Regions from separate parts of the Mus musculus genome. Here region 1 is linked to region 2. Evidence: chromatin loops called from intact Hi-C (ENCODE). Cell type or tissue: heart. All regions are shown on one strand. Each heading gives the region's core, and the rest is flanking DNA. Links, peaks and the distances in the headings are about the cores only. Region 1 has its middle 94 kb from the start of Far2. Region 2 holds the start of Ccdc91 (coiled-coil domain containing 91).

Evidence for each region. Peaks named below come from ENCODE experiments on the same cell type or tissue, not always from the same donor. Only the 100,000 strongest peaks of a DNase experiment are listed, where the experiment ranks them.
Region 1: a loop joins it to region 2, with 13 times the contacts of the local background. A loop is called at or near these places in 2 of 42 quality-filtered maps.

Annotation. Positions count from the first base shown.
Region 1 is chr6:147,948,995-147,958,500 of GRCm38, forward strand. No RefSeq gene overlaps it. Among named protein-coding and RNA genes, the nearest start is that of Far2, 94 kb to the right of the region's middle. In heart, for the core only: CTCF peaks have their summits at 4,497 and 6,444 (motif pointing left); a DNase peak (open chromatin) is centred at 2,817.
Region 2 is chr6:147,471,669-147,481,174 of GRCm38, forward strand. It overlaps Ccdc91 (coiled-coil domain containing 91), which reads left to right and starts at 4,203. Exons shown (of 13, transcript NM_025911.2): 1 at 4,203-4,391. It overlaps Gm6288 (a long non-coding RNA gene), which reads right to left and starts at 4,151. Exons shown (of 4, transcript XR_869623.3): 1 at 3,448-4,151; 2 at 526-663. In heart, for the core only: CTCF peaks have their summits at 4,189 and 4,838; DNase peaks (open chromatin) are centred at 4,233 and 4,653; H3K4me3 peaks cover 1,664 bases; H3K27ac peaks cover 1,582 bases.

The DNA.
Region 1 (9,506 bases), core at 718-8,717, 480 kb after region 2:
TTGGTTTCCCCATCAGGTTAATAAAAGAACCTACTCATTAATGGTGTTGTGAAGACTGAATAAGTTAAGATGCATAGAAAAATCTAGAAATACCTGGCATATGGCAGGCACCACATAACTAATTACTATTATTATGTGTAGGCGACCAGGTTGCAAGAACAAGGTAAGTTTCCCAGCATCCTCTGAGCTGTACTTGATTCCACCATAATTCTATAGTGTGTTTTATTGTATTTTTTTTAACCTGACATCTTTGCCCTTAAGGAGTTTGAAGCATTCTGCATGATTCTCTCAGAAGTTATTTGGTAATATTTAAAAGCATCCTTTCTGGAATACAGGGAAACTGAGGAACTAATTGTACAGCTAATTTAATTGCGGGGAGAAGGCCAAATGCTCCCCCTATCTCTTTTGATGCCCATCCTTTCAACTAAAGCCACTTGGCTTCCAAGCTAGTTCAAGGTCCTGTTTGCTGTGGAAGTCATACCACCTCAGCTTTGGCTTTTAACTTTGTGTAGCCCCAATACATAGAAGAAACTTCTGGTAATGCCTCAGGAGACCAACAAAGAGCTGAGGAGATTCCTATGACTACCAGACACAACTACATCAGTCCACACATCAGAACCCATCAACAGTCCTTCATTTCTCCACTTCTCTATGGGAAGCTGGTTGGGACGTTGATAAGCAGGAGCATAGTATGCAGCCAAGAAGAGGAATCTCAGGGGCCACTTATGTCATCTTCCAAGAAAATAATAAGATGTAAGAGAATGAAAAAAAAATGTGTTGTTGGCTCTGGAAATCCTAAGTTTTGTGGAAAAATGGAGTTCCCAGGCCCTGGGCTGCTCTGAACTCCTTACTCCAAAAACTCTTACTTTCCAAAGCAATTGCTCCTTTCAGAGTTAAGATTCACTTGTCCTAAGGTGAGCCGTGGGTCCCAGGAAAGATCGATGGCCATCTCAGCACTCCAGAACCACGAAGTTCTGTGAAATACATCTGACACTTTGCTTTAATGACTGGAATTATTAAGTCCTGTGAGAACATGCTGTGTAGGATAGATTGAGTGGTTGGTTGATTGATTCTGAGATTTTTTTTTTATTTTTGGTCTAAGCAAAGACTACATGGGACAGAAGCAGGCATATGAGCAAGAGGAAGCCATAGCCCTGTGCAGCTAGGTGGAATCCCCATTCCTGGCAATTGGTCCAATTAGGGTGAGAGTTGAGGTTTCAATTGCTTTACAGGGGTCTGTTTTCCTACAGTCTGTACACAAAGTATCATGTTCTGGGCTTCAGGAATTCTGCAGTTGGTAGAGTGTTTGCCCTGGCATGTCCAAGATGGCCCAGCACTGCCTAGACCAGCTATGCAGGTGCACAGGTGCTCACCTACAACCTCAGCATTTAAGAAATTTAAGGTCACCTCATCTACATAGGGAGTTCCAGGCCAGCATGGGCTACATGAGAACCTATCAGAGAAGGGGGGAGGGGAGGGGGAAAGGGAAAAGGGAGAGAGGGGGAAAGAGGGAAAAGGAAAAGGGAGGGAGAGGGAGGGGAGGGAGAAAGCAAGCTTGTTCCATGTTTGGACAAGCTTTGTCACCTGTCACAGTACAACACCTATTCTGCAAGCTGTCTATGCAAAGGTCACCCTTAGGGAGCAGGTGTCTGTCTGGCTGAGCTTACTGCTTCCATCCTGGGTGGGCCAGTCCCATAGGTTTGAACATAAACACTTCCCAGTATTTTTCAAGTGTTTGAGTTTCTAAAAGGTGCCTGGCCTGCCTTCTTGAATCCTGTACTCAAGCCCCTGTATGTTTAGAGGGAAATCCAATCTACACGTCTCCGATATGCTTCCACTTAACACATCAAAATACTGTTTTGTGAAAACCATTGGGCATCCAGGTTCTTCAGCAGTTCTTTTCAATGGACCTTTTAAAAAACTCTCCCTACATCAGTTAGAAAGAGGATGTCCTGTGTGTTCCAAAAGTTAAAAAGAACTTGAACCTCAAAGACAAAAAAAAAAAAAAAAGTGTCTGGCATCCTACCTGCAGCTCCAAGTCCACAGGGTTCCAGAGGGTTCTATACTGGCAAGTCCTGCCATGTTTCTCAACACAAGCTCAAAACACTCTGGGCACGCCCACCTCTACTTTAGGTGAGATATAAAACACCAGCGATCAGGGAACCATGGTGACCAGACTGCACATAACAGAAGCCCTTAGTGCTGTGGTAAGACATTAAAATCTGCAGCAGGAGCCTGGCTGCATCCATGCCTTGGGGGTGGATTTGATGACTCTAAGTGCTTTGTCAATTACAGGTTCCCCAGGACTCCTAAGTCCTTTCTTTTTTAAAAATAGAAAGGGAGAGGTTTGGGCCAAAGGTGCTGTGTTGCTACAGAACCCAAATGAAAGCAAGGCCAGAAGACTTAGCTGAAAACCCAGGGGCTTACAGGGTGCAGGGAGAGAACAAGGCTCTCTCCTCCAAGACTATAATTATGGGATGACTTTACATGAGGACCTTGCCAAGGGCCCTGCCCTCCCAAGTGCTTGCTGAAGGCTTTATTTTCCTGCCCAGGGTCTCCAACCTAAGCCCATTAGAGAGACACTGAGTCATTCAGGTTCGCTTGGCATTTGTGGGTCCTCTGCCAGTTCTGTACTTTAAGAATCTCATAAAAGCTTTTTTTCCCCTAGTACTGTTTTGACATGATTTTCTATAGTCACCTGAAGATAAATATTCTCTGTAATAATGCTCTAACACTGGTAAATCCTAGCTACTGCCTTGACACCAAGTCCTCACTGTTGAGCCAGGGTGTTGAGCTGGTCAGTTGGTCAAGTGCTTGTTGCCCAAGCACAGGGTTTAGTAATCACATGGGCAGCATTCTTGAAATCCCAGCTCAGACAAGCAGATACTTGGGGCACTGCCCAGCCTAACCTAGTTGGTGAGATTCAATGAGAAACTCTGTTTCAAAAACAAAGATCACAAAAACAAGGAATGACACCCAAAGTTGTCACATACATCAGTGTATGTGCATATATATGTGTATGTTTGTGCATGTGTGTATACACATGTGTATGTGTGTACATGTGTATGTGTGTGAATGTGTGTGCACATGAGTATGTGTGTGCATGTATATGTGTATATATGTGTATACATGTGCATGTGTGTACATGTGTATCTGTGTGAATGTGTGTGCACATGAGTATGTGTGTGTGCATGTATATGTGTGTATGTGTATATATGTGCATGTGTGTGCACATATGTATGTGTGTTCCTGTGTATATGTGTGAATGTGTGTGCACATGTGTATGTGTGTATATGTGCATGTATGTGTATACATGTGTGTGTGTGCGTGTGTGTGTGTGTGTGTGTGTGTGTGTGTGTGTGTGTGTTTGGAGAGTGAGAGGAGAAGGGTAGAGGAGGTTATCCTCAGTGTTGTGTCAATCTGCTTTTCTGTTTACAAGCATAAACACGGGGAACTGGACTGAGGCAGTTGAGAGTCAGCCTTGAGAACTCCCAAGTTTCTTGCTCTACCCTGCACTCCTCCAGTGTTAAAGGCCAAGGGACTCTCTCTTCTGTGTTTAGGACCCAATGGTTGTATGCCTATGTAACAGGGGCAGCTTCCTGGTCCCATGTCTCATCCTCTCCCACCTGTGCCTCAGTACCACATTGTGGTCAGCACACAAAGTGTTTCCCTTTCCCTTAGTATTTAGGCATTTCTGCTCACTGCAGCATCAGCAAGCATCATCATGCCAGACTTTGGAAGCAGTGGCAGCAAGCATCATCATGCCAGGCCTTGGGAGAGATCAACACCATGGTTCACACCAATTCTCATGCCTAAGGCTTTAGAACTGAGCACTCTACAAACAACTCTAGAGCCACGGTGTTCTGCGTTCTCCTTTAGGTGGGTATGTGTATGACTCAACATATGCTCCTTTCTCACATACACACAGAAGCCTGGCCTGTGGGAGGCCTCAGAGTTCGGGAAGCCTCTGCCTGGGAGACATCCTGGCACTGGGGTATTCTGGAGTTACAAAAGATGCACGGCTTTCTGTTGGCTTTCTTCCCTATGTGCGGCCCTGGTGACTGCCCAGGGAGAGGAAAGCCCCTCACTCCCCCAGGACTTGAGGCACCTTCCTGTTCCTTGGCTGCATTTACAAAATCTCCCTGAATAATCAAGCGGCTCTCATGATTTCAGCTTCCCTGGGGAAGGCTCTGGCAGTCCCTGGCAGTGCAGTGCACAAGGTTTGGGGTCTGGGTGGGGGTGGGGGTGGGGTTGGGGACAGAGTGGAGAACTGGAGCTCAGGAGCACAGTTTTGAGCCAAGCTGATTTCTATTACCTTGGGTATGTGAAAGCAGGAAGAAATGTCACATTATCCGCCCCCCCCCAGCTTTGCGTGCCTTGCCTGGCATGGAGTCTGCCAGTTTAGACCACCTATAATGCAGACCTGCAGACCTGGAAGAAAACACTCTCTGTGATAAACACACCCAGGCATCTGTGAGGCAAGAATGCCCTCTAACGGAAGTGTGAAGAATGTCGGTGATTTACCTTCTTTCTATTTAACTGGCAACAATTCTGCCCCATTTTACATCTTGGGTTCAAAGCTCATGTTTACATTCAAATACATCTATCAGGAGGACCTGGTAAGCTGCCAAAAGATTCTTCTGTGGCTCTGTCTCCCATGAATCCTAGTTCCTGCTTATAATTTTTATCCTTACTTATGATTGAGAAATGAAGGGTTTCTGGGCTTAATTTCACTCAGGTTTTGAGATGAGGTAGCCACAGTGTTTTTAGCCCCATCGTCCTCTGAGAAGTGCCCATGCTTTTTCCTAAAGTCATGTGTTAACCATTTAGCCAATTCTACTTGGCTCAGAGCACCCTGAAGTCCTCTTATGATGATGCAATGTCGCAAAGTCCAAGTTGATCTGTGTGGGTCGGCATAGGAGAGCTCCGTTCAGACTTGCTGACTGCACTTACTGAGAAAAACCCACATAGGCATATTCCAGAAGCAGTGCCGATTAACTCAAATTGAACCCCAGATCAGGCTAAGCTTGTTGGGCATTACATGCCTCTCTCCTCTGTGAGTGAACTAAGCCATTAATACTTAGACAGTAGAGACAGCTGCTTGGATTCTGGGCCATGTCTGAAGGGCCTTTTCACCCTGTCACTTGGCCGAGACGGTGGCTCAGACAAGAAATGGATTCAGCTAGCTTCCCATGCCATCCAAGCAGAACCAGGTCATGTGTAAGAACGGCAAACCATGGGCTTCCAAGAGCTATGGAAATTGGTGGAGCTTGCTGTCACTAGAAGCAAGACTTATAGACCAGCATTTCTTCTCATTTCTTTGTTAGACTGGAAATGACTACCTGGCCTGTAGGTGTGTGACTTATAACCGGACCCCTGAGCCTGAACCTGAACCAGGAGGGACACCCACTCAACTCAAGAGTAGAGTTGTCTACTCTACTCTTGAGGTTTGTCTCTCACTTTTGTGGTTCATAACATTAAATCACTGTGAGGCTGGGAAATGACTCAGCATAAACATGAAGACTGAGCTAGATTCTCAGCACATGTTAAAAAAGGAAAAAGAAAAAAGAGAGAGAAGAGGAAGGGAAGGAAGGAAGGAAGGAAGGAAGGAAGGAAGGAAGGAAGGAAGGAAGGAAGGAAGGAAGGAAGAAAAGGAGGAAGGGAAGGAGGGAGGGAGGGAGAGAGAGCAGTCCAAGTTCAGTGGAGCACACCTGTTCTCTCTTTCTCCTGCAGGGGAGACAGAGGCAGGAAAACCCCTGGAACTGGCTCAGAGTCTCTTTGTGCTTAGAAACAAAATTCTGACATCTCCTCTGTGGGGCTCGCCATGGCAATCACTCTGTATTTTAAACTTTGAATGCCTCATGCAGGGTAGAAGCCCTGTAGCCCCATGTGCCTGTGAACCCAAACCTCCTTCATCTTTCTTGAGAGTGCTCCCTGCTTTAGGATAGAATGAGAATAAAAACCTCAGGGGTCTTCTGTGGAGATATTTCCAGGCTCCAGCAGGGAGTGAATTCAGTCTTTGCCTGGCTCCTGGGACAGAGTCCAAAGCAGAGAGCAGGAGGGGTTGGTGATCCATGCAGTTGACACAATACATATACAGTGCTGTGGGTCAAGGTGCAAGTGGATTGAAGGAGCTCTGTGTGGGCTCAGGACATGTCCACAAAGCACATTGTGGGCGGCCTGGCCTCAGGGTTACATAGAGAACTGTGTGGCAAGATCCTCGTGTGACCTCTGCCCAAAGTTGACTCAAGTCTGTTCCAGCCAAATGTTATTCATCTCTCATTTTTAAGAGTTAGATAGCTGCTCACCAACTCCCCAAAGGCCTGGAGCTGATCAAACTTCAGAAGGAGCCAAAAACCAAAGCAAAAAAAAAAAAAAAAAAAAAGCGTTTAAGTAATACCTGGTGATTGTCTATAAACTTACCTTTGGGGCCCTCCAGTGGTTACCAGAAAAACTGAGCACTCAGGCTCCAGTCCCTCAGAAATGATTCAGTCAACCGTCAACCACACAGCCAATATCCCATGTCACAGCATCTAAGAGAAAGTGTCTCAGAGGGTGGGGGTAGGGGTGGGCAGGATAGAATCCTGCTATTCCATGACTGTAGAGAGCCATATATGGGATGGCAGACAACCCAATTTGTTCTGCTTCTTCCTCTCCTCAGACGCAGGGTTTCCACATCCCTCTCTACCTGCCCAGCTACCGAGTGTGTGTGTGTCTGTGTGTGTCTGTGTTCGTGTGTGTGTGTGTGTGTGTGTGTGTGTGTGTGTATGTGTGTGTATACATATGTGTGTATGTATGTGTGTGCATATATGTATGTGTATTTGTTTATATATGTATGTGTGTACACACATATATTTGTTTATATGTGTATAATGTGTATATATGTATGTATGCGTGTGTATGTATATGTGTGTGTGTGTATATGTATGTGTGTATTTGTGTATGTGTATGTAGATGTATGTGTATGTATTTGTGTATGTATATGCGTATGTGTATGTATGTGTGTGAAAGTTTGTATATATGTGCATATATGTGTATTATATGTATGTGTGTGTATTTGTGCATGTGTGTATTATATGTATGTGTGTGTATTTGTGCATGTGTGTATATATGTGTATGTGTAAATATGTGTATGTGTGTGTGTATATGTGTTGTGTGTGCACATGCACATGTGCAGTTGAGAGCTCAGTGAGATGTAGCCAGGTATCTGGGACAACTGCTTCCTCCACAAGTGTGATTTTTAGTTGTACCACTCCTGGTGGACTTTATAAATGTGGTTCTCTTTGTTATTTCCTTTTGTGACTTTCTTACCCAGTGTTTGGTGACTGCCTCTTTGGTCTTCTTCTTCCTAACTGGTGGTCTCTCTAACACATGGTCTATTGATATGAGGTAAAAGATGATTATGTGCAATGACTTCATGACAAATGTTTCCTTAGCACCTGCTGTGGTTGTTGGGATACTCCCACACCCCAGTGGAAAGCTAAGTTAATATTCTCTCTCTTTTCCTTCTTCCCTCTCTTCCTTCCTCTCTCCTTTCTCCTTTTCAATCTTCTACCTCCAGAAGATTTAACTGAAAAGTCACCTGGGGAACTAATAGATATTGTAGCATTAAAATTAAAATTAATTTTCTGTCATATATATAGTCATAAAAAAAATCTCTTGCTTCATATTTATTTGTGAAGATTTACCAATTGGGGTTTTCTTTTTCAGGATTGAAGTAGAACTTTTCCGGTACTCTGCCATTCCAGCTCCATTCAGATTTCTCAAAACAAAACCATTCCTCCAACACTTGAGTTCTGAAATCTTTTCCATGGTTTCCTGGGAGAGGCGACATTTGGATACTGTGACACTCTGAGAGTGTTAGGGAGAGGTGGAGTACAGAAGTTCCTGATGAAAGGTTAGATGGGTGGGGCAGAGAACCCAGGGGAAGAGGAAACAATCTAGCATGAGCTGAGAGGTGGGACCTGGAGCTGCACAACATTGTGCCAGGGTGTCGTGCTGTAGATCTTGAATCAAACCTGCCGAGTGGGTGTCAGATCTAGCACAGAACTAAATAGCTCAAGTTCAGGGGTTATGTCATTTTTAAAAGAAATGAGAGTGGACTGGTGTGGGGTCTCATACCTGCCATAACAGCCCTGTGGAGGCTGAGGCAGAAGGATCCTTACAAGCTCCAGGCTAATGTGGCCTATAGAGTGGAGCCTTCTCTGAAAGACAACAACAGAAAGAAAAGTGAGTGGACCGATGACTGAATGGATGCACAAGTTTAGCAAGCTCAGCTACTGCTGCTCCATGCGGCTCTATGCGCTGTTCTCCATCTTACTTATATTAGGCAGTGTCACAGACATTCTCAATCCTGTCACTCCTGTCCTTTATTCTTCTGCAGTGTGGCATTCCCTCCCTTTACCAACCGATGAAATGTGGGTGAGCTCATGATCACTGTCAGGGTCATGGTGAGCTGGGTCGCCATAGGTTGGGCCATAAAAGGCAGTGCCTTTCCCACTGTCTCTTGGAATCGATCCTAATGCATAGCTCTGCACAGCATCCCTACAGAGACCTGAAAAGGAGTCAACAGGAGTGTGTTCTTGTGGCGGAGATGCTTTAGGACATGGAAGGCTAGCCAGTGGACTTTCCTTCAGTCTGAAGTAGGCCTCTTAAACTTCCCACTTAGAACTCCTTTTGCATGATAAGTTTTACATTACCTCAGGTAAATGTTACAAGTATATAAAAATAAATATATATTAAACATTAATAAAACCATAGAGAATACTATTTAAAATTATCCATATATATGACTATGGGTATATCCTGAGAGGTAGGACTGGGTATGTTATAGATCAGTTTATACCTTTTAAAGATGAAATTGAAATTGCTTTCAATTTTACGTGCTAACCAGAGAGAAGTACTTATTCTTTTCATAAACAAATCTTGGCTGATATTTGATGCTGCAGGACACAGAGTATCAACGTTTCTTCAGAGTTGATTAATACTTTGATCTCAGAAATGATCAGTAGTGAGCATGTAACTTCACACCAATACCTCCTACCAGACAGCAGAAGTAAGCTCAGAGATATTTTGGAAATGGTTGGAAACTCTGTCCTAATCCCAAACTAAAACTAACTTAACGATATCTTATGAAACTCAAGTCAATATCTCCAACAACAGTTTTTAAGCCAAATGTTATAGCACAACAAGATCCAAAGATACACTAATTTGATAAATAGTAAAATATAAAAAGTCTTTGTATCCTGTAATTATGTCATTGTATTTCTGTAACAGCAGTAGATTTTGCACACACAGTAAACATGCTAAGGTTTGTAACATGCAGTATTATGAGGTGTGAGCCTAGGTGTCTCAGGCAGGACTCATCAGTATTCTGTGGCATAAGGCACATACACTGGGAAGTGTGTGTGCTCTGTGTTCAGAACCAAGGCTATGATGAGGTCATTTAATGCTACATGGGCAAGTGCAGCCAGATATACCTTGGACTCCTTATGTGTTTTATGTGG
Region 2 (9,506 bases), core at 1,069-9,068:
CCCAACTCCAGCAGCTGTGGCACGGAGGTTGCCATACCTCGTTCTAGCTTCTGTCAGTCAGGGCACACCTGGACTGAGCATTCTTACCTTAAGCACACCTAGAGACAAGAACAGAATGGCACAAGAACCAAATGCATACTCAGACAAGAATGACTAGATCTTCTGTGCGGGAGTCCTTTACCATCCAACTACTGTTCTGTTAACTGGCATATTATTTCTCTGCCTACTCAACTTCATGGGGGCAAAGTAATGAGCAAGCCTGGGTATTCCAGGTTTTGGCCAGTAGAAATTTTAGCCCTTGTAATAAACCTAGCTCAGTTTGGGGCTTTTCACAGTGGTTCTATGCCATGGTAATAAAACAAAAGAGTCCCCCCCTCCCACATACCCCAATATAAAGCTAAAAGTCCTACCCAAACTTTCATTTTTAGACTCACTTGGGAAATATCACATGAACTTCACGAGAAGGCTCATGAATAAAAAACCCTTTCAGAGATTCTCATCTTACACAGGAGTTATATTACATACATTTTGTTGTGATCCTTGCCATTTCTGCGGATAACTCCAGCAGCATCTGGGCCACCATGGTCATAAGCAGAACTTGGTAACTCCATGCTAGTGTCTTTAGATGGATGACTAGTGTGTGGAGACAAAGTGAGGTGCCACCTATGAACCAGAAAGCACACACATCACACATTAGATCTGCTTTGCATCATGATCTTTGACTTCCCAGCCTTCAGAGTTGTGAGAAATAACATGTCATCTATAAGTCACCCAGGGCTGTGTTGCAGCTTCCAGATGGGACTTGGAGTATTTTAGTATTCCATGGGCTTCCTTACCAGATGTATCTCCATACTCCACCTCTTTAAACAGCTCCAGAACTTGGGGCCATCTTCAGTTCCTGATTTTCCCTGCCCCTGTATTGACTTTGCTACCTACAGTATTCCAAGAAACTTTGTCCCCTTCATGACCACCTCATTCATAATTCATTACAGCTACTTCCTATCTACCTTGGTTACCTTTTACCCACACACCTCTGCTGATGTAATACCCTCAACCTTGAAGAACAAATCCTGAAGTTTTCTATTGCCTTCAGAATAGAACTCTAGTCTTTCTGTGGAGTTTGCAAAACTCTTCCTTATCTTGTCTCCTCTGAAAAATAGACAGTCCTATTTTTCCAGTGTGATTTCACATTATACCACCTGCCCTCAGTGTAATATCTATATTGAGGGTTTTGCAGAATTTCTGATTAAAATGTCCTTGATTACCAAGTGGTGGAATGCAGTAGATCCAGAAACAAAATTAACTTGGACTGTCTTTAGTTTCCTTAATAGCCATTTATGCCCATGTTCATATGTGATCTAACATTCCCTTTTGCTATCAGGTGACATCTTTGGAATGTATTTACTTAGCAGAATACCAGAATCCACTAAAGCTAAGAAAGCCATAACATCTGGAATATATAGGCAGAGACTTCTCTGCTGAGATGTAGCCTGTCTAGCTCACGTCTTCAACAATGTTTGAAAGTGGATTTATTTGACTTTATTTTGTCCTGTGACAATGAAAAGGTTATACCATCTCATCCTTGGTGGAACACATCATTTTACTGTAGTTTGAGTTACTGTTCCCAGGCCACAATTACTTATATTTGGATAGCAATAAAGTATCCCTTATTTTTTTCTTGAATGGAGGCTGTGTTTTACACTGACAGCTGTCACAGCCTGTCTCCACTATCATCTTTGCTTTCACTATATCTGCCTACAAATTGTATCTATCCTACAACTCCAGGTAAGTGAAAACATTAAGTTCACATCCTTCCTTCCATCCTCCCTTCCTTTTCTTTTCTTTCTCTCCTTCTTTGCTCTGTCTGTTCTTTGTTTGGAGCATAGTCCTCTTTCTTAGCTGGATTTGATCCTATTGATTCCTTAGGGCTTGTCTTGAGCTTTCTTTCTAATGAGCAACACTTCCTGGTTAGCCAGGTTGAGAGGAGCACTCAGCGCCTCTAATTTGGCTAGGCCCCATTTCTGATTTGATTGGATCTTTCTCTACATTTGCTCTTTTTGAGGGTGGGAGCCATACTTCTCGTCTCAGGTACTATGGGTTTGTAGTCATATGCACAACAAATGTCTAGAGCAGTGTCAGCTGGCTTGTAGAAGCACTTCGATGAGTAATCAAGATCAAGATTTGTTCTCCAGAAGTGAGACACAGAAGATATGAAAGACCTCCCTTCTTGCAGAAGGGAGTGTAACATGGTGTAGAAGAGGACCAAAGTTCCTAAAGGGTAGAACTAGCATGTGACTCAGGAATTATAGTCTATGTCCAATATCTATCCACAAAGCTTCTAGAAGACTGTTCACAGAAGTACTTCATGTAAGTGGACTCACAAAACATTATGCTAAGTGGGTCAGATCAGGCACAAAAGGTCACACTTTGTATGTAATTAGACATATCTTGAGGAAGTGGATTAATGTTGCCTAGGGCAGGTGTGATGTGTGAAGAGATGGAGGAAGGGAATAACTGCTGAGGAGCATGGAATCTCCTTTGACAGCTGGAAAGAATAAAGTTGATGTGGTGATGGGTGCTTACATGTAAGCATGTTAAACATTTAAAGATAAAATTACCAATTACTTTGTGGGGTTTCTGAGGTGAGATTCTGATGACCGATACACAGTGATCTGAAACTAGAGTGGTGGCAGTAGGGATAAACGGTCATTTTGTTGGGTCAGATGTTTCGATGGAAACCCAAAGGCATTAAAATTTCAAGCACAAAGAGAAAAGATAAGGTGACACATAGATATTGACTATCAGTTTATGAAATGCTTATTGAATGTATTTCCACTTTCTTGACTACTAGACTAGATGTAAAGGAGAAATGGGAAACAGCTTGCTGAGTATACAAAGAAGTGGTCCTTGACTTGGTGCTCAACTGGAAATTAAAAAAGTATATGTGTGTAAGGAAGCATCAAATTTCTATAAGAGAAATACAACTTATTTGTGCAAAGAATGGGCAGGATGGAAAAGGTCAGAAGAGGTGACCTGCTCAGTATTAGTTGTTCACTAAGGACTTCAAGTTGCCCAGCTCAGTGAAGGCATGTCAAGATCCTGTTGATACTTCCCACTCAGTACAGAGATTAAAGATAGTTCAGTCAATTTTGTTCAGTGGAAGGAAGAGAAAAGCAATTCCCAATAATGCTCTCTGTGTGAAGATTAGAAGTTGTCCACAGACTCACATTCAAACGATCAGGGCACTAGGCAGTAAAATATCTTGGATATATTTGGTTCATTCCCAGATTGTTACCACTTGACTAGTTCCAAGTAAATGGTATACGTTCAATAAAAATTAAGTGAATGTTGTCTAAACCATCTGAGAAGTGTGCTACCTGTTGACCATTTCTATGTAACAGTCACGACAGTCTACACAATTACTCTCCCCTTCAAACAAAAACCTACCAAGTGTATGGCATATTCCCTTCAGGAAAAGATGTTGACTGACAGCTTTGCTGTAAGGATGTGGAACAGCTAAAAAACAACTGTTTTTAGTGGAATATGAACGAACTGCTATGAGAGAGTTGATTACAAGTGCTACAGTCCTAGCGCTGAAGATCTTTAAAATCCAGTGGTTTAGAGAAGCTTTCAGCTTGGGCACGTTCAGGAACTTGAGAGTTCCGCTAAGCCGATAGGTCCAGACATCACGTCAAACATTTCTTGAGCATGTCATAGTGCCGGGTGCTTTATTCAGTTCTCACATTTTGGTTGTTTGTAAGAGGCAAAGGCTCTTCTCGTGGTAGATTCGAGTTCTGGACAGAAGAAAAATTCAGATTTGGTAGGTGGTTTTATGGGCCTGTCACTAAGAGAGATTGAGAACCTTTACTAGGAGGTAGATCTTGAGAAAGGTCAGGAAAAGCGTTAAGTCGAAGCCAATCTATAGCAGAGTCAATTACCTGAGAATCACTCAACTAGGAGGTTCTTCTTGTGGCCTAGCCAGCTGAATCTCTGTTAGGAGGAATATCTGTTGAATAGTTTGTTTTGGCTCAGGACAAAAGATAAAGACATGATGTAGTTTTTGAGGATGGTCAGGCCAGTGTATATCAGGTCAATCCACTTCACAGGTCAGGTCTCTCTTCAGATGAGGCTCAGCTGGCCTCCTCTTGGGGGGTCATGTGATGCGCCCGCGGATGCCTGGAGCGCCGCGCGCAGGCCTGGGCGGGCCTAGGTAGAAATCAACTTCCGGTGAGGATGTCCTGGACGCCGGGTGGTGTGTGGGCTGCCCGAACGTGGGTTCCTGGGCCAGCAGTCACCGGGAGGGGGGTGGTTGCGTAGCCGGTGTCCCGGAGCCAGTGTCTGAGAGCCGGGTGTGACGCGCAACAGCGCGGGGAGCACTGCGGTGGGCGCAGGTAATCGGGTGCTCGCCGTCTGGGTCCGGGTCTCGGCCGCGGGTGGGAACGTGACCAAGTTACTGCGAGTCGCGAGGCCGCGGCCGGGCGACTCACGGGACCTGGGTCAGGGAGACACCTCGCTCCCGCCCTCGCCCGCGGGGCCCTGCACTTGGGTAGTCCCGAGTGGAGAGCCATAGTAAGTCCGCTTGTTGTCCGCGCTGTAGTTGCCCCGGCGGAACGGAAGTGTTGACCCTGATGCGGTTCCCGTCGGTGCCGAGCGGCGCACCCCTTCCGGTCTCAGACCTTGGGAAAGCGCGCACTGTGCACTCGGAGTTCTGGAGAGCTGATCGCTGGACACACCCTCAGTGGCGTCTCGGGTTCTCACCCCAGGCGAGCATCGTGCGGAGCGCTTGGCCTCTGTCTGTTACACACCTTTCCCCGCCCCCCCAGGATGCCGCGTCTGCGCGGCTGCCTCCGCAGGAGGGAGCTTTGCACAAGAGTTGTCAGCTGCTCTGACAGCTCTGGGATGGTGAGGCCGCCGTGATCTTGGCCCTCCGCTCTGGGGAAGTGAAGGCTTTGGGCTCAGCTTAGGTCCCTCAGAGGCCGCCCACGAATTCCGACTTATCCCTCCACTGTGCAGACATTGACACGTCTTCGCCCCTAGTTTTAAACTTCCCGGCTCTGTGGAAGGCTATGGAACATGTTTGCATGCTGCGTGGTTGAGGGATTGCCATCTTGTCACAGGGTGGGTCAGCTGTCACCTCAGGATTTAAGACAAAAGCCTGCAGAGTACTCACAGTTTCCTGGGCGACAGAAACCGAGGAGAAGTGCACTTGTAGTCATCTTAGCCACACCTTGTGTTGCTTTTGGGGTTGTTTGAACCTCACCTGTTGGGATAAATGGCTCAGGAAGATGCTAGGTCCGCTGCACCTTGGTGCCACTATGTGGTGTGTTAATGTGTGAAGAATTGCCTGGTGAGAGGTGAGGAAGTTTGGTGTCTCCTAGGATGTCTAGAGATGTTTCAGTGGGCTGGGAACTGTGAACTGGTTGCCTAGCAACACCATACTCCAAATTGGAAAAAAACATAAAACAAAATGAGAAAGTCCAGGATTTTTGAGTTTTTAAGAAAAATATTAATCATCATAATACTTCACAGAAAAAGAAAACTTTAGGAAATCACCTAGAGAAGCATCCATTGTTTGTTCTCTCTCTCTCTCTCTCTCTCTCTCTCTCTCTGGGGTGTGTGTGTGTGTGAGAGAGAAAGAGCCTGTCATCAATTGGGACATTTTATTGAACACCCAGGTACTATCAGATTTGTAAAGAATATAGGATTTTTATTAATAAAGGAAACTTTGAAGGGAATCTCTCTCTATGACACAAGCCAAGTGGGAATCAATTAAGGTGGGTGAGATCTTTCTATTAATGAAAAAGGAGGAAAAATGTTTAAGTTCTAAGGATCACAATCACAGTGCCCTGCTGGCTACTGTTTCCGTATAACTTACCATTAAGTGTTGTCTTTCCTGTAGGATGTAAACGTTTGAAAGGCCACTCTGTATTAATGTGCATGTTAACTTGGTACAGTTTAGGGTTCGGGTTCTGGTTGTCTCCTTTCTTCAGTTTCCAATAACTTGGGTTTAGTTTATTTGAACTAGAGTTGATGTACCTTTTCTTGAAGGACATTTCTTAGAGTTTAGTTCAGGGTAAACTAATTCAGTATGTCTTCGTGTGCACTCACTCTTACAAGTGTGCCTGGTCATATAACATCACCACGGTTTGCTCATTGGGATCCCCCAGGATGGCTACAGATTCATCCTCTGTTGGGTTTTTCCTCTCTGGAGTCATGTAAGTGGAAAGATGAAGCACAGTCCCTTGTTCGTACTTTTTCCCCCCAGAATGCTTTTCTAGCCCTTTTGGTGTCTCCGTAAAAAGGGGACATGGTACTTCTGTCTGTGAGTAGGCCACAGTGTAGTCACTCACTCACTAGTTGGTGGACATTTAGGAGTTTCTGAGTTTTGTGTTTTGGGATGAAGCTGTTAGTAAAAATGCATTTTGGGGGGACAGTCATATTTAAGTCTTTAGAGAGAAAAGTTCTCATTTTCTTTGGTTCAGTGTTGAGAAGCAGGGTGCTGGACCAGGTGGCAGCTGCATGGGTAACGTTTTAGCTCTGCTGTTTACCCTGGTGGCTGCTGTGTGCTGCAGTCCTGCCAGTGAGATGCATGGTTCATGTTGCCATGTGTCAGTTAGGCATTTTAGCTCCTGCTTTAGCTACTTCCGAAGGAGTTTCCTCATGAGTCATTGAGTTTTCGTTTTTTAAATTTGAGGTTCTCAAATAGCCCACTCTGCCTTCAACTGGCTCCGTAGTTGAAGCTAGCCTTGAACTCCTGATCATCCTGCTGTCACCTCCTGAGGCTGGGATTACAGCTGTGTGCCTCCATGCCGGGATCTCACAGATGATTTTGAGATTCTAGTTAACTAACTTGTAAGACATTTTCCTGTGCTGTTGTTGCTGTTTGTATGTTCTTTCAAGAGGCATCCCTCCAAAGTGTTTTGTGAGTTTTTAATTGTCTAATTAAAAAAATCCTATACAATCTGGGCACAAACTTTAGTTTTACATATACATGTGTGTGTGTGTGTGTGTGTGTGTGTGTGTGTGTGTGTGTATAATGTGTATGTATGTCCACAAGTGTTTTCTTTGAGTCTGCCACTTGCTTCTTTTCCTGACACGTGAAATGTGTGAGTGAAATTTCAGTTTTGATGAAATCCATTGGATCAGTTCTTTTTCCTTTTTTTAAAAAATTAATTTGTACACTGTCCAAGGTTGCAAAGAATTTCTGTTTTTCTCTAGACCTTTTCTAGTTTTAGATATTGTGTTTAGGATATGCTGTCAGTTACTCTTCCTTTATAATGTAAGGTGTAGGCTGTGGCTTTCTTTGAGCCTTTCCTTTACAGATGCATGAATTTGGCTGCATCTGAGGGAAACTTTCTTACTGTCCTTGAGCAGGATTCTTGTTGGCACTTTGTGAGAAGGCAATTCACTGTGTACGTGTGGCTCTGTCTCTTTCTGGCATTCTCTTCTGTTTCATCATTCTGTGCATCTCTAGTTTTATAGAATGTCTTAAAGTCAGAAGGCTTCATTCTCTAGCTTGGTTACTTTTCAAATTGTTTCAAATGTTGTAGCTTCTTTTCTTCCTGTATAACTCTTAGAGGCAGCCTGCTTTCTCTATTGTAGGGGTTTGGTTAGGAGTGCGTTGAAGTTATACATCCCTTTGGGGTGGCTGGCATCTTAGGTGTCTTTAATCTGCTAGGTGATTCTGTTTATGCAGGATTTAGGTTTCTCTTAATGTTTTTCACTTTCAGCGTAAAAATCTTATTTCTGTTTTGTTTCATTTGTATGTGTGTTCATTTGCTGCTACTGTAAATGATATCCACACACATGTACATTTCTAATTATTGCTACTGTTATAACTATTGAGGTTTACATGCTCTTGAACCCTACAGTGTTGTTCAACTCACTTGTTAGTACATGTGACCTTTATGGACTCCTTGTGATTGTCTACGTATGCACGTATCCATCCACAGAGGCTGTTTAATTTTGTATTTCCCAACTGTTTGCATTTTATTATCTCATTGCACTGCTAAGAGTTCTAGTTATGCTGAATAAGAAGTCTCAGAAGACATTCGTGACTGGTAATTTTCTTTAAAGAAAACATGTAGTCTATTTTTTCTTTTATCATTTTGATCAGATTGAGGAAATTATCTTTGACTCCTCGTTTGTTTAGAACTTTTACAATTCAATCATAAACAGTTGTTGTATTGCTTCGTCTCTTTGTAGAAATCATTGTTAGTTATGGTAAAAAATTACCCTACTGTTATTCTGAGAAGGCTGCTGCTTACATTTTGGTGCTCTCCATATTGTTTTTCATTGTGAAGATTATTAAGCAAAATTATAAATACTTTATATTTTAATCCCTTTTTTTGAAGTCTTGCATTTTGAGTAATTTAATTTACTAGGGCGATTTTGTACCTTGTTTGCAATGTCATTCTTTACACACGTTTCATTGTCAGTACAGTTATAAATCATTGTTATTCTCTCATTATAAATCACTGTCACTAAGTTATAAATCATTGTCGGTACTATTATAAATTACTCCACTGGAAATAACTTGAAGTCTGTCTTCCCTCTTTATTAAAATGAAATTTCCTTGAGTTCTTTGAGAGTGGGTCTATAAAAATGTTCAAGTTGCCAGTTTTGATGGTGTTCTCTAGTAAATCCAGGGTGTGTCTTTTTGCTGATTGCTTCCCTTCCCGTCTATCTGTATACACTGTACTCTTTGTTGATCATTGTTTGTCTCAGCTTTTTTTTTTTTTTGAAACTGGACATATAAAAATATATTATGTGTTCTCTCTGAGTGTTTGCTCATTTCTCTTCCTTGGAATTTGGTCTTGTTGCTGTTTGTTTGCATAATAATCTTGTTCTTGATATACCATGGAAGCTCTGTGTCCTCATGTGCAGCCACTGAAGTCTGTTTAGATTACGAGCCACACACAATCATTTCCATTGAGGTGTAGAGCTAATGCATCTAGCCTCTGCCAAGGATCCCTGAGTGATGGTGCAGGGTAGTAATGCTCATGTGAGCAGACTGTAACTGCCTTAGTCTTCATTTGTCACTTGTGCAGAGCCAGAGAAAAAGTCTCTCTCTCTCTCTCTCTCTCTCTCTCTCTCTCACACACACACACACACACACACACACACACACACACACACACACGACCTGTAGCATGCATACACAGCTTTATGAATAAACTTGGTCGTTTAGATTTTCAGAAAAGTGTTGGATCTTTTAAGAATAATTTGTAAACATGCTACTCTTCCAGTTCTTACCTTTGTATGTTAGCTAGGCCTGTGTGCATGCAGCTGTCACCACCGGGGAAAGGTTGCTGTCCTGGCAACCTGAGTGAGAGCAAATGCAGGTAAGCACAGGAGCAGCATTTCCAGGGAGCAGCCGGGCAGGTCAAGAGTGGCAGCTTCTGAGGATGGGCCTTTGGAAGAGTTCCTGGTGGGTCCCAGGCTGCTGGGGTTCCCTGTGCTATGAACCTGCTGTTTTCTCAGGTTATGAGTGCTGGGGAGAAAGC